2 separate regions of the Homo sapiens genome follow, and region 1 is linked to region 2. Evidence: chromatin loops called from intact Hi-C (ENCODE). Cell type or tissue: ovary. All regions are shown on one strand. Each heading gives the region's core, and the rest is flanking DNA. Links, peaks and the distances in the headings are about the cores only. Region 1 overlaps EIF2S3 (eukaryotic translation initiation factor 2 subunit gamma). Region 2 overlaps ZFX (zinc finger protein X-linked).

What was found. Peaks named below come from ENCODE experiments on the same cell type or tissue, not always from the same donor. Only the 100,000 strongest peaks of a DNase experiment are listed, where the experiment ranks them.
Region 1: a loop joins it to region 2, with 3 times the contacts of the local background. A loop is called at or near these places in 23 of 110 quality-filtered maps.

Annotation. Positions count from the first base shown.
Region 1 is chrX:24,072,422-24,077,804 of GRCh38, reverse strand. It overlaps EIF2S3 (eukaryotic translation initiation factor 2 subunit gamma), which reads right to left. Exons shown (of 12, transcript NM_001415.4): 11 at 4,542-4,714; 12 at 1-1,083. The coding sequence ends at 1,020. Among named protein-coding and RNA genes, the nearest start is that of EIF2S3, 20 kb to the right of the region's middle. In ovary, for the core only: no CTCF peak of the experiment used is centred there; no DNase peak of the experiment used is centred there.
Region 2 is chrX:24,161,816-24,167,198 of GRCh38, reverse strand. The region is part of intron 3 of ZFX (zinc finger protein X-linked); the gene reads right to left. Among named protein-coding and RNA genes, the nearest start is that of ZFX, 15 kb to the right of the region's middle. In ovary, for the core only: no CTCF peak of the experiment used is centred there; no DNase peak of the experiment used is centred there; H3K27ac peaks cover 1,370 bases.

The DNA of each region.
Region 1 (5,383 bases), core at 140-5,139, 89 kb after region 2:
CATGGAGGAAGACTTGGATTTCAGGCATTAAACAACGCAGAAAAAAATCTCAAGGCATCACAGGGAGAGGGAGATAACTTTTGACTCTGGTTTCCCGTGTTTCAGGCCAGGAAGAGCAAGGGGAGAAAAATATTTGTCCATGGGAACAAGTAATCATGCTCTAAAGGACAATTTCATTCGAATCCATTCATTTCCTTTTCATGCAAAATTTCAAAGATAAAGCAACATAAAATATGGGGCCACATAAAAGGGAGAAGGTCTTCAAGGAGAATTTGTGCCTTTAAGTTTTTACTGGTACAACAGTCTTTCAGCCTGGAGGTACTCAAAGACGAATCATGAAAAAGAAAAAAAACTTTATTTCAAACAGGTTCAGTGATATATGTGTGTGCTACAGCAAAGGCTGGTTGTGGCAAAGTTTCATTTCAAACTGTATGATGTGGGCTGGGCAAGGTGGCTCACGCCTGTAATCCCAGCACTTTGTGAGGCCGAGGTGGGCTGATCACCCTGAGGTCAGGAGAGACCGGCCTAGCCAACATGCTGAAACCCCGTCTCTACTAATAATACAAAAATTAGCCAAGTGTGGTGGCGCGCACCTGTAATCTCAGCTACTCGGGAGGCTGAGGCAGGAGAATCGCTTGAACCCGGGGGGCAGAGGTTGCAGATCACGCCACTGCACTCCAGCCTGGGTGACAGAGCCAGACTCAAAAACAAAACAAAATAAAACAAACAAAAAAACAGAACTGCATGATGTATAATTTTGACATTATGTGGGAATGTTTAACTTCTGCCAAAATGTAGATTCAATCCAACATTATGCCAATTTTTATATTAATTTTAGTCCCTAAGTTTTCATAACCAAAAAAAAAAAAAAAAAAAAAGAGAATAACCTTACCGTTACCTACTAAGGTAACGAACTGTGAAATCAATTCCCCAATATTGCTTTGAAAATAAACCCCTTGGTTGTTAAGAGGAATTCCAACTTCCAAATCCATCCGAATGTATTATTTAACTGGTATTCTTCAGTCATCATCTACTGTTGGCTTGATTGTCACTCCTCTTCTTATCTGACCCCAACCAATTAAACTGCAAAATGAAAATAAAAGAAATCATAAATCTTACATCCACTTCACTCTCATTACCACACAATCTTGTGATAAATTTTACCTGCTTATCTTCTGAATTCAAATTTGTTCCCAAAGCCTGCTCCTCCATAAAGAAAGCCCACACTATATTCTTAGATTCTTTTTTATTCTTGCTTTTGTGTGTTTTTTCTGAGACAGTCTCACTCTGTCACCCAGTCTGGAGTGCGGTGGTACGATCTCGGCTCACTGCAACCTCTGGCTCCTGGGTTCAAACAATTCTCATGCCTCAGCCTCCCGAGTAGCTGGGACTACAGGCATGCGCCACCATGCCCGGCTGATTTTTTGGTATTTTTAGTAGAGATGGGGTTTCACTATGTCGGCCAGGCTGGTTGCGAACTCCTGGCCTCAAGTGATCCGCCCACCTCGGCCTCACAAAGTGCTGGGCTTACAGGCATGAGCCACCGTGCCTGGACTGAAAGTTTATTGCTTAAATCTATTTCAAAATACACTGGAAGTCGTGTGTCTGTAATAGCAAAAAAATATAATCACAAAAGACAGTAAAATCAAAAGGGCATAAGTCACCACAAATAATTATTTACTTAAGAGACAACAAAAATTTAACTTTCTAAATTACAGGGCAATAATTCAGATAAATCTCCTGGACAAGTGATGAGACCATCGTGGGCACAGTAGCATGGAAGCCTTAATAAAGGAAACAGGGCTGGGCGGGGTGGCTCATGTCTGTAATCCCAACACTTTGAGAGGCTGAGGTGGGAGGATGGCTTGAGGCCAGGAGTTTGAGATCATGCTGGGCAACACAGTGAGACCAAGTGTCTACAAAAAACAAAAAAATTAGCTGATCACGGTGGTGTGAGCCAATAGTCCTAGCTACTTAGACACTGAGGCTGCAGTGAGCTATGATCATGCCACTAAACTCCAGCCTGGTCAACAGAGAGACCCTGCCTCTAAAAAATATAAAATAAATAATTAAGGAAGTAGATAGTGGGTAGGGGTGATGTGAATAATTATGGGGACAGTTAGGGCACAAAACAGTCTAATTTAGAGGGTTTATATAAGACAATGCAGAAGGAAAGCTTAAATGGGTTGAAGCAGGTTTCTAGAAAAGTCCCAAATATCAAAAAGTAGTGAGAAGACTCTAGAAATTATTAAACACAGCATGATGAAAATGTTTTAAGAAGACTAATTTTGACCAAGTTAAGAGGCAAACTAGGAGTCTTTCGCACTAACTGTGAAGTGTAAAGTGATGGTGGTATGGACTGTGATGAGGTGACGAGGAATGGAAAGCAAGGGGCAAACTCAATAACCTGGGAAAGAGCAAAAAGTCAGGAGCCAAAAATGTGTGTATGCTTCCTGGCTCTATGCTCTCAAAAGACCTAGAAGCAACAGCACCCTAAGAGCCATGAGCACACCTGAACACTCAGCTTTTCATTTATAAGAGAAATGGCCAGTTCTAAAACTGGAACAGAGAAGGTACAAGATGAGTCTGGAAGATTTTGTGCCAGAAAATAAGGAAATGTTCCAAAAAAAAGAAGAAAGAGGTCAGGCGTGGTGGCTCATGCCTGTAATCCCAGCACTTTGGGAGGCCAAGGAGGGCGGATCACCTGAGGTCGGGGGTTAAAGACCAGGCTGGCCAACGTGGTGAAACCCCGTCTCTACTGAAAATACAAAAATTAGCCGGGTGTGGTGGCGTGTGCCTGTAGTCCCAGCTACTCGGGAGGCTGAGGCAGGAGAATTGCTTGAACCTGGGAGGCAGAGGTTGCAGTGAGCTGAGATCATGCCACTGCATTCTACCCCGGCGACAAAGCAAGACTCCATCTCAAAAAAAAAAAAAAAAAAAAAGAAGAAGAAAAAAAAATGATGAGTACATGTCAAAAGGACACAAGAGCCAGCCTGAAGGACCTCCACTGGCCAAACGTCGAACAATGCACATCAAAATAAAGGAAGACAGTGATGGATCATAACATGTTGAATAAAATAGGACTCCATGAGTCCATATTATAACTAGATAGGGAAATAAATAATGGCAAAGAAAGAATGCCAAATGATAAATGTGGGGTGGTAGAGTTGAGGGAGGATACTGCAACCCGTAGAGGTGCTATGATTTTGTAATCATTATAGTCAAGTTCGATTCAGGCAAGAATCATCAGTGGATGCTACATCCAGGGGTGTGGGATTCAATGATCAGCAGGCTATTTGTACTGGCTAGAAAGATCTCCCTACAGATTGCTTATTAGTTGCAAGGGTAGAGAGTAACTACACAGCAGAGAAGCTGGACAACATCTTGACTACATAGTCAAAACTAACCTTAACAAAGAGGAGCAGTCAGATATCATGTGCCTCTAGCTGTGATTCCTGAAAAGGAGACTTCACGGTGTATTTAAGTTAAGAATATATAACTGAATCTAATGTTAGGCTTCCGAATGATAAGAAAAACCCAAATTGAGGAATATTCTATAAAGTAACTAGTTTGTATTCTTCAGAACTGTTAATGTCAATTAAGACAAAGGCTGAAAAAGCTCCAGATTAAAGATCAAAGAGACATGAAATTAAATGCAATTCAAGATTCTAAACAGGAGGAACATAAAGTACATTATTGGGACAAGTAATAAAACTGAAACATGCACTGTAGATTTCAGTATTTTGCCAATGTTAAATTTCTAAGTGGTTACATAAGAATATCCTTTTTTGATGGGAAATATACACTGAAGTATTAAGAGATCAAGAAGCATAACATATATAGCCTACACTCAAATGGTTCAGAAAAAAACTTATATATGTAAATAAATCTGTATGTGTGTTTGTCAATCTAGGAAAAAGCTATAGAGGAGTTTTCTGTAAAACTCTTACAATTTTTCTATTAAGTGTGAAATGATTTCCAAAGCCAATGACGATAGAAATACCGAACCCAAATTCATTTGGTTTTGCATAGGTTGTGTCTAACAGGAAGAGAAGCCAATCACAGTATTTGGACTAAAATATGGGACTATAGTCAAGGTTGTAGTTTTTTCTGAGACGGAGTCTCGCTCTGTCGCCCAGGCTGGAGTGCAGTGGCGCCATCTCGGCTCACTGCAAGCTCCGACTCCCAGGTTCACGCCATTCTCCTGCCTCAGCCTCCCGAGTAGCTGGGACTACAGGCGCCCGCCACCACGCCCGGCTAATTTTTTGTATTTTTTAGTAGAGACGGGGTTTCACCATGTTAGCCAGGATGGTCTTGATCTCCTGACCTCATGATCCACCCGCCTAGGCCTCCCAAAGTGCTGGGATTACAGGCGTGAGCCACCGCACCCGGCCGAAGTATAGTTTTCAAAGTCATCCAAATAAATAGTTGAGACTGAAAGCCACAGTAACTGTTGTCCTCAAGGAAGATTGTGTGCTTTTTTTTCTGTACAAGACTGTGTCTTTTTTTAATTAGACAGTGGCAAAGACTAACAAACTTACCGCCAGTGTTTTTCAACTCTTCGGCTAAGGGCAATTTTTTCTCCTACCTCTGTGCACACTGGATTGGTCAAAACAATTTTACCCAAATCGGCCTTGACAGCACTAACTCTCCCTCCTGTTGACAGGGATCCTATGTTCACCATGAGCACTTCATTCTTAGACAGCTTTTGAACCTAGAAAAATAAATTAGGGAAAAATAAACCCCAAAATCAAGAAAATGCTTTCCAAATGTAAGTAAGAATTTACCAAATACTATTGGGAAATATGTCAATCATAAAAAAAATTCTATAGAAATTTCATTGTAAAGGAATTTGAACTATATATAGTATAGTTTATTTGGCACCCACTGAATTTACACAAGATCTACCTTTAAAAAATAGGGTAGTAACCGTACCAGAGTACCTCTTAAAATTCTGAAGCAGTTACCTAGTACAAATGAGGTACAAAATTTCCCAAAGAGGGGAGCATGAAGGACTATGGCTATATAAGAGTTAATATGGGCCAGGCGCAGTGGCACACGCCTGTAATCCCAGCACATTGGGAGGCCGAGGAAGGCAGATCACCTGAGTGGGGGGAAAAAAAAGCATGATAGCTTATTTTCCTCAATCTTTGCCAACACTAGGTGTCAGCAATTTCCCATCTCTGCCAACCTAATCTGGGACATTTTTTAAAAATCATGAAGCTGGGCGCAGTGGATCACACCTGTTAATCCCAGCATTTTCGGAGGCTGGGGTGGGCAGATTGCTCAAGCCCAGGAGTTGGAGATCAGCCTGGGTAATGCGGCAAAACTCCGTCTCTACAAAAAATACAAAATTAGCCAGGCGTGGTGACCCACACCTGTA
Region 2 (5,383 bases), core at 200-5,199:
GGTTCAATATCCTTCAGGATAGCCACAAGCTACCTAAACTACTGCCCCTATCTTTCTTGCTATACAGCACTCACTTTGGAATTTCCTATGGACAAACAAGCAATTCAGAGAGCTGAATTTTGGGCATTATCCCAGCAGGAAAACCATTGCGGGCACCTATACTAATAGGTAAATGGCTTAGCTTTCCATGGCTTTAATTATCTGGCTGTACTCATGGCTTGTTCTATCTCCAAGTGCCTCCCTGCTTTTGATGTTGGTGGTACTGCAGGATGCCAATTCTTGGCTGGTCCCTTCTACTTTCTGAATAAGGTCACACGTTCACTAAGCTCTCTTGGGTTTTGACATTAATTGATTTCCAATTGCTTTATTCAACCAAAAATTCATCATATTCTGATTCATACCACTGAGGTTTTCTTGTTTCTCTGGATTTGTTTTTATATTCTTTATGTGATTTTAGAAGGAAGAAAAAATAAGTGTGTGTGTTCTCTAGTCTATGTTGAATTTGAAGTCATTATGCATTTTTATGTGCCAAATAAAACAGCATGGAAATATGTAAATATAAAAAAAGCAAAAGAACCTATGAGACAGTAATAAAAAAAATCAATAGTAGTGGAAGGTTACAACAACTATCAACACTTAACAGATCAACTAGTCTAAAAGGAAAAGAGAAAATGTATATAATCGATATTAATCTAATAACTGTAATTCAAGTTCCATTCTCTAAGAAAAGAATATTTTATTTTCAAATAGCCCTGCCTACTCCACGTCAAGAAGAGGAAAAGAAAATATCTGCTGTTGTAAATAGAGCCCCATCCTTCCTTGCCCTGTCCCATCTGGAACTTTTGTAGGCTTTGCTCAAATAGTCAAGGCCAAGTTTTTGTATTAGTTTTTCCATAAAACCACGCTGAGCCAATCAGTAATTTCAAGGTTTTGTTTGTTTAAAATCTAAGAGTCCAAACTTTCACAATCTATTAAAACTTGGCTGTAAAATGACAAACCTTCTTAAAGCCTATTTTCTCAAAGCTTCTATTCCTGCTCAGATTAAGAGTTGACACAATACTCTCTGAACCTACTTGTACCAATGAGCTACAAACACTAGTTTTAAATGCTTTTGTTTTTAAGGCTTAGCTTGATGTGAGGAAATGCACACATTCTAACTAGTTTTCAGATATTTAAAGCAGTACAGCCTCCTTAATAAAGTACTGCCATTTAATGCATTCAATAATTTAGCAATATCCATGTTCATTCCATAACATTCTACCATATATCATAATGGAATGAGTAAAACAACTCAACTCTTTGGATCACTCTTTTATTTCATAGTGAAAAACTTTAAAATAGCTTATTAGTTTTTGCTGAAATTCTGAAAAGAAATTCTATTCACGTTTCCTCTACTGAAGTATTCTACCTTTAGTTGCAGACTTAGTTCGAGCAGTGTGAGAAACACTTGATGTAATCAAAGGATGAAGACAGGATTCTGACATGGTATCAAGTGGAGATTTAGACTACATTGTACATGGAATAAATGAAATAAAACCATCCTAGGTAAAATTTTTAAAAGGTTAATTTCTGTCAAATGCAGTACATGATGAAGAAAGGTTTAAGTATCAGAAACTGTTTTCTTATACATTTCCTTTTTCTTGCACCTGCTACCTTTCCCAAAATTGGGCATTTAATTTATCTCTGAACTAGTCATTAACATAGTTGTTAACTTAGTAAGTTTTCTTATCAAACCCCTTCTCAATGAGCAATATGTCTCCTTGTATTAGAAAATCTTTCTGGCCGGGCGTGGTGGCTCACGCCTATAATCCCAGCACTTTGGGAGGCCGAGGCTGGCGGATCACAAGGTCAGGAGATCGAGAACATCCTGGCCAAGATAGTGAAACCCTGTCTCTACTACAATACAAAAAATTAGCCAGGCGTGGTGGCACGTGCCTGTAGTCCCAGCTACTCAGGAGGCTGAGGCAGGGGAACTGCTTGAACTCAGGAGGCAAAGGTTGCAGTGAGCCAAATTCATGCCACTGCACTCCAGCCTGGTGATAGAGCGAGACTCCGTCTCAAAAAAAAGAAAGAAAAGAAAATATTTTTCTGATACTGTATTAGGATTTGGGGTTTTTTTAAATTAGTGCAGTCTCGCTTTCATGTTACTTTATTCAAGCTAATTATGTGCTTTCCTTCATTTTCTGGTAACTAGTTGTAAAAATCATGCCTTGCAGGTTTACAGTTTTCAAAACACTCTAAATTTTTTTTTTTTTTTTCAGACGGAGTTTCACTCTTGTTGCCCAGGCTGGAGTGCAACATCGCCATCTCAGCTCACTACAATCTCTGCCTCCCAGGTTCAAGCAATTCTCCTACCTCAGCCTCCCAAAAGTAGCTGGCATTTACAGGCATGCACCACCACGCCTGGCTAATTTTTTGTATTTTTTACTAGTAGAGACAGGGTTTCACCACGTTGGCCAGGCTGGTTTCGAACTCCTGACCTCAGGTGATCCACCCGCCTCAGCCTCCCAAAGTGCTGGGATTACAGGTGTGAGGCACCGTGCCCAGCCCTAAATATTCTTAAACTATGATCTTTCTTAACATAATTGTCTTGCCAACTCCCTTGTCACTGATCACCAACGCTGTAATTTGACCCATATTGACCATACTATATCTCACCTACATGAATGCATACTTACTATTATTGCTTTTCCTAAATACATTACTTTCGGCCTATGAGGTTCTGTAAACTCAGTGTTAACACTTACAGTATTCTCTGTATACCTTAAGCACTGGCAAGAATATAACACTGGGCCTTTCAACAACTAGAACAAATATTTTAAATGGACAGTTCCAGAATTGTGGGGTATTTTTACATTGATCTTTTGCTAATGCAATCAGCAATGTGTTTTGCACATGGAATTTAATAAATCCTTTAATCATTAAAAAAATAATAAAAGAAAAGAACAAGCTGGGCAATGCAGGGGCAGGTTTGAAATACGCCTGCTTCTCAAAAGACCAACAACAGGCATGCTCCAGGTTGAGTATCAGCAACCATTAATTTCATGACCATTCTCTGGAGCAAAGCTAGGGAGCCAGCTAATTTTTACCCCAAAAAAATCTCCAAACCAAGCTTTTTCCAGGGGGTTGGGAAGACAATAAAATACAAGATAATAATCTAAAAGAGGGGAAGAAACTGGGAGAAAGCACAAACATATACAATTTGAAATAAGAAAAAAAAAAAACAGAAAAAAAGAAAACAACTTGTATGAAAATGGTCTAGAATTCTACACTAGCACAGTGACGGAAAATGTAAATTACCAGCATTAACTCAATAAAAGAAAACCCGATCGTAATGAATTTTTTTTTTTTTTTTTTTCTTTTTTTTAAAAGAGGGGGCCTGGGCACAGTGGCTCACACCCGTAATCCCAGCGCTTTGGGAAGCCAAGGCAGGAGATCACTTGCAGCAAGGAGTTCAAGACCAGCCTGGACAAAATAGCTAGACTCCATCTTGACAAAATAATTTTAAAAATTAGCTAGGCGGCCGGGCATGGTGACTAATGCCTGTAATCCCAGCACTTTGGAAGGCTGAGGTGGGTGGATCACCTGAGGTCAGGAGTTCGAGACCAGCCTGGCCAACATGGTGAAACCCCATCTCTACCAAAAATACAAAACTTAGCTGGGCGTGGTTGCTCGCGCCTGTAGTCCCAGCTACTCAGGAGGCTGAGGCACGAGAATCACTTGAACCCAGGAGGCAGAGGTTGCAGTGAGCCAAGATCGCGCCATTGCACTCCAGCCTGGGCGACAGAGTGAGACTCTGTATCAAAAAAAAAAAAAAAAAAAAAAAAAAAAAAACCTAACAAAAATAATTTAACCAAATTACAAACTTGGTTAATTATGAATCCCAAGTCAAGTATCCGCAAATATGATCCGTCATGTAAAAAAAAAAAAAAAAAAAAAAGCACATCCATGTACATGTACACACACACACACACACACCACAGACCTTGGCACAGTATGGGTACTCTAGAATTCAAGGATGGAGCCAAATAATGGCCCAAATTAATAGGTCAAAAAAAAAAACGCCTGATATTCTCAACAGATGCTGAAAAGTTGAAACTGAACGCCTACTTTTGATTTAAAGCAAACTTTTGAGTCAAATTGGGATAGATATTTTAACAGTTAACAAATTAAATAAATAGGATACACGCTAAAACATGGATGACCTTGAAAACAATATGCTAAGTGAAAGGAGCCAGACACGAAAGACCACGTTATAGGATTCCATTTATATGAAACGTCAGGAACAAGCAAATCCACACAGACAGAAGGTAGATTAGTGGTTGCTAGGGGATGAAGGAAGCGGGGAGAGGAGAGTGATTACCAGTAGGTGTAGGGTTTCTTTTTGGGGTGACGAAAATGTTCTAATTAGTGATAATAGTTACAGAACTCTGAATCTACTAAAAAACCACTGAAATGTACATTTTAAAGGGTAGATTTAATAATAGCTTTATCTCAATAAAGCTGTTTAAAAAATACTCAAGTATATGCAATCTTAAACCAGTTCATGTCAGAACATGTGTTTTGGGATATGAGAATGATGTCAGTTATCACTTTATAACAAAAAGACATCTATTAAACCTAAGGTAAAACATTAGAAGTATTCTCTCTAAAGTCAAAATTAAGAATGGCCATTAATACTATTATTATAGGATTGTGTGACAAATGCCAGCCAGTGTAATTAGGTAAGATGATGAAATAGAAGATATAATTATTACTTGAAGGAAATTAAACTTATTTGCATATGCTATATCTAGGAAATACAAGAGAATCAACTGAAAAACTATTATCGGTATGAATTCATAAGGTGTGCTGGTACAAAATTAATATACTTGAAGACAAAAGCTTTCTCATGTAAACACCTAAGAATGAAAAAATCCCACTGATAAGAGTAATTAAAAACTCTACTGTGTGGGATTTTTTTGTTTTTTGAGACAGAGTTTCACTCTTGTTGCCCAGGCTGGAGTGCAATGGCACGATCTCAGCTCACCACAACCTCTGCCTCCCAGGTTCAAGCGATTCTCCTGCCTCAGCCTTCCAAGTAGCTGGGACTACAGGCATGTGCCACCACGCCCAGCTAGAGATTTCTTTTTTTTTTTTTTTTCCTTTTTAGACAAATAAATAGAGAAAGCAATCTTGCTCTTGAATATGTTACATTAGGGCCAGGTGCAATGGCTCACACCTGTAATCCCAGCACTTTGGAAGGCTGAGGCAGGTAGATCACTTGAGGTCAGGAGTTCGAGACCAGGCTGGCCAACATGGTGAAACCCCGTCTCTACTAAAAATACAAAAGCTAGGCAGACATGGGGGCGCACACCTGTAATCCCAGCTACTCGAGAGGCTG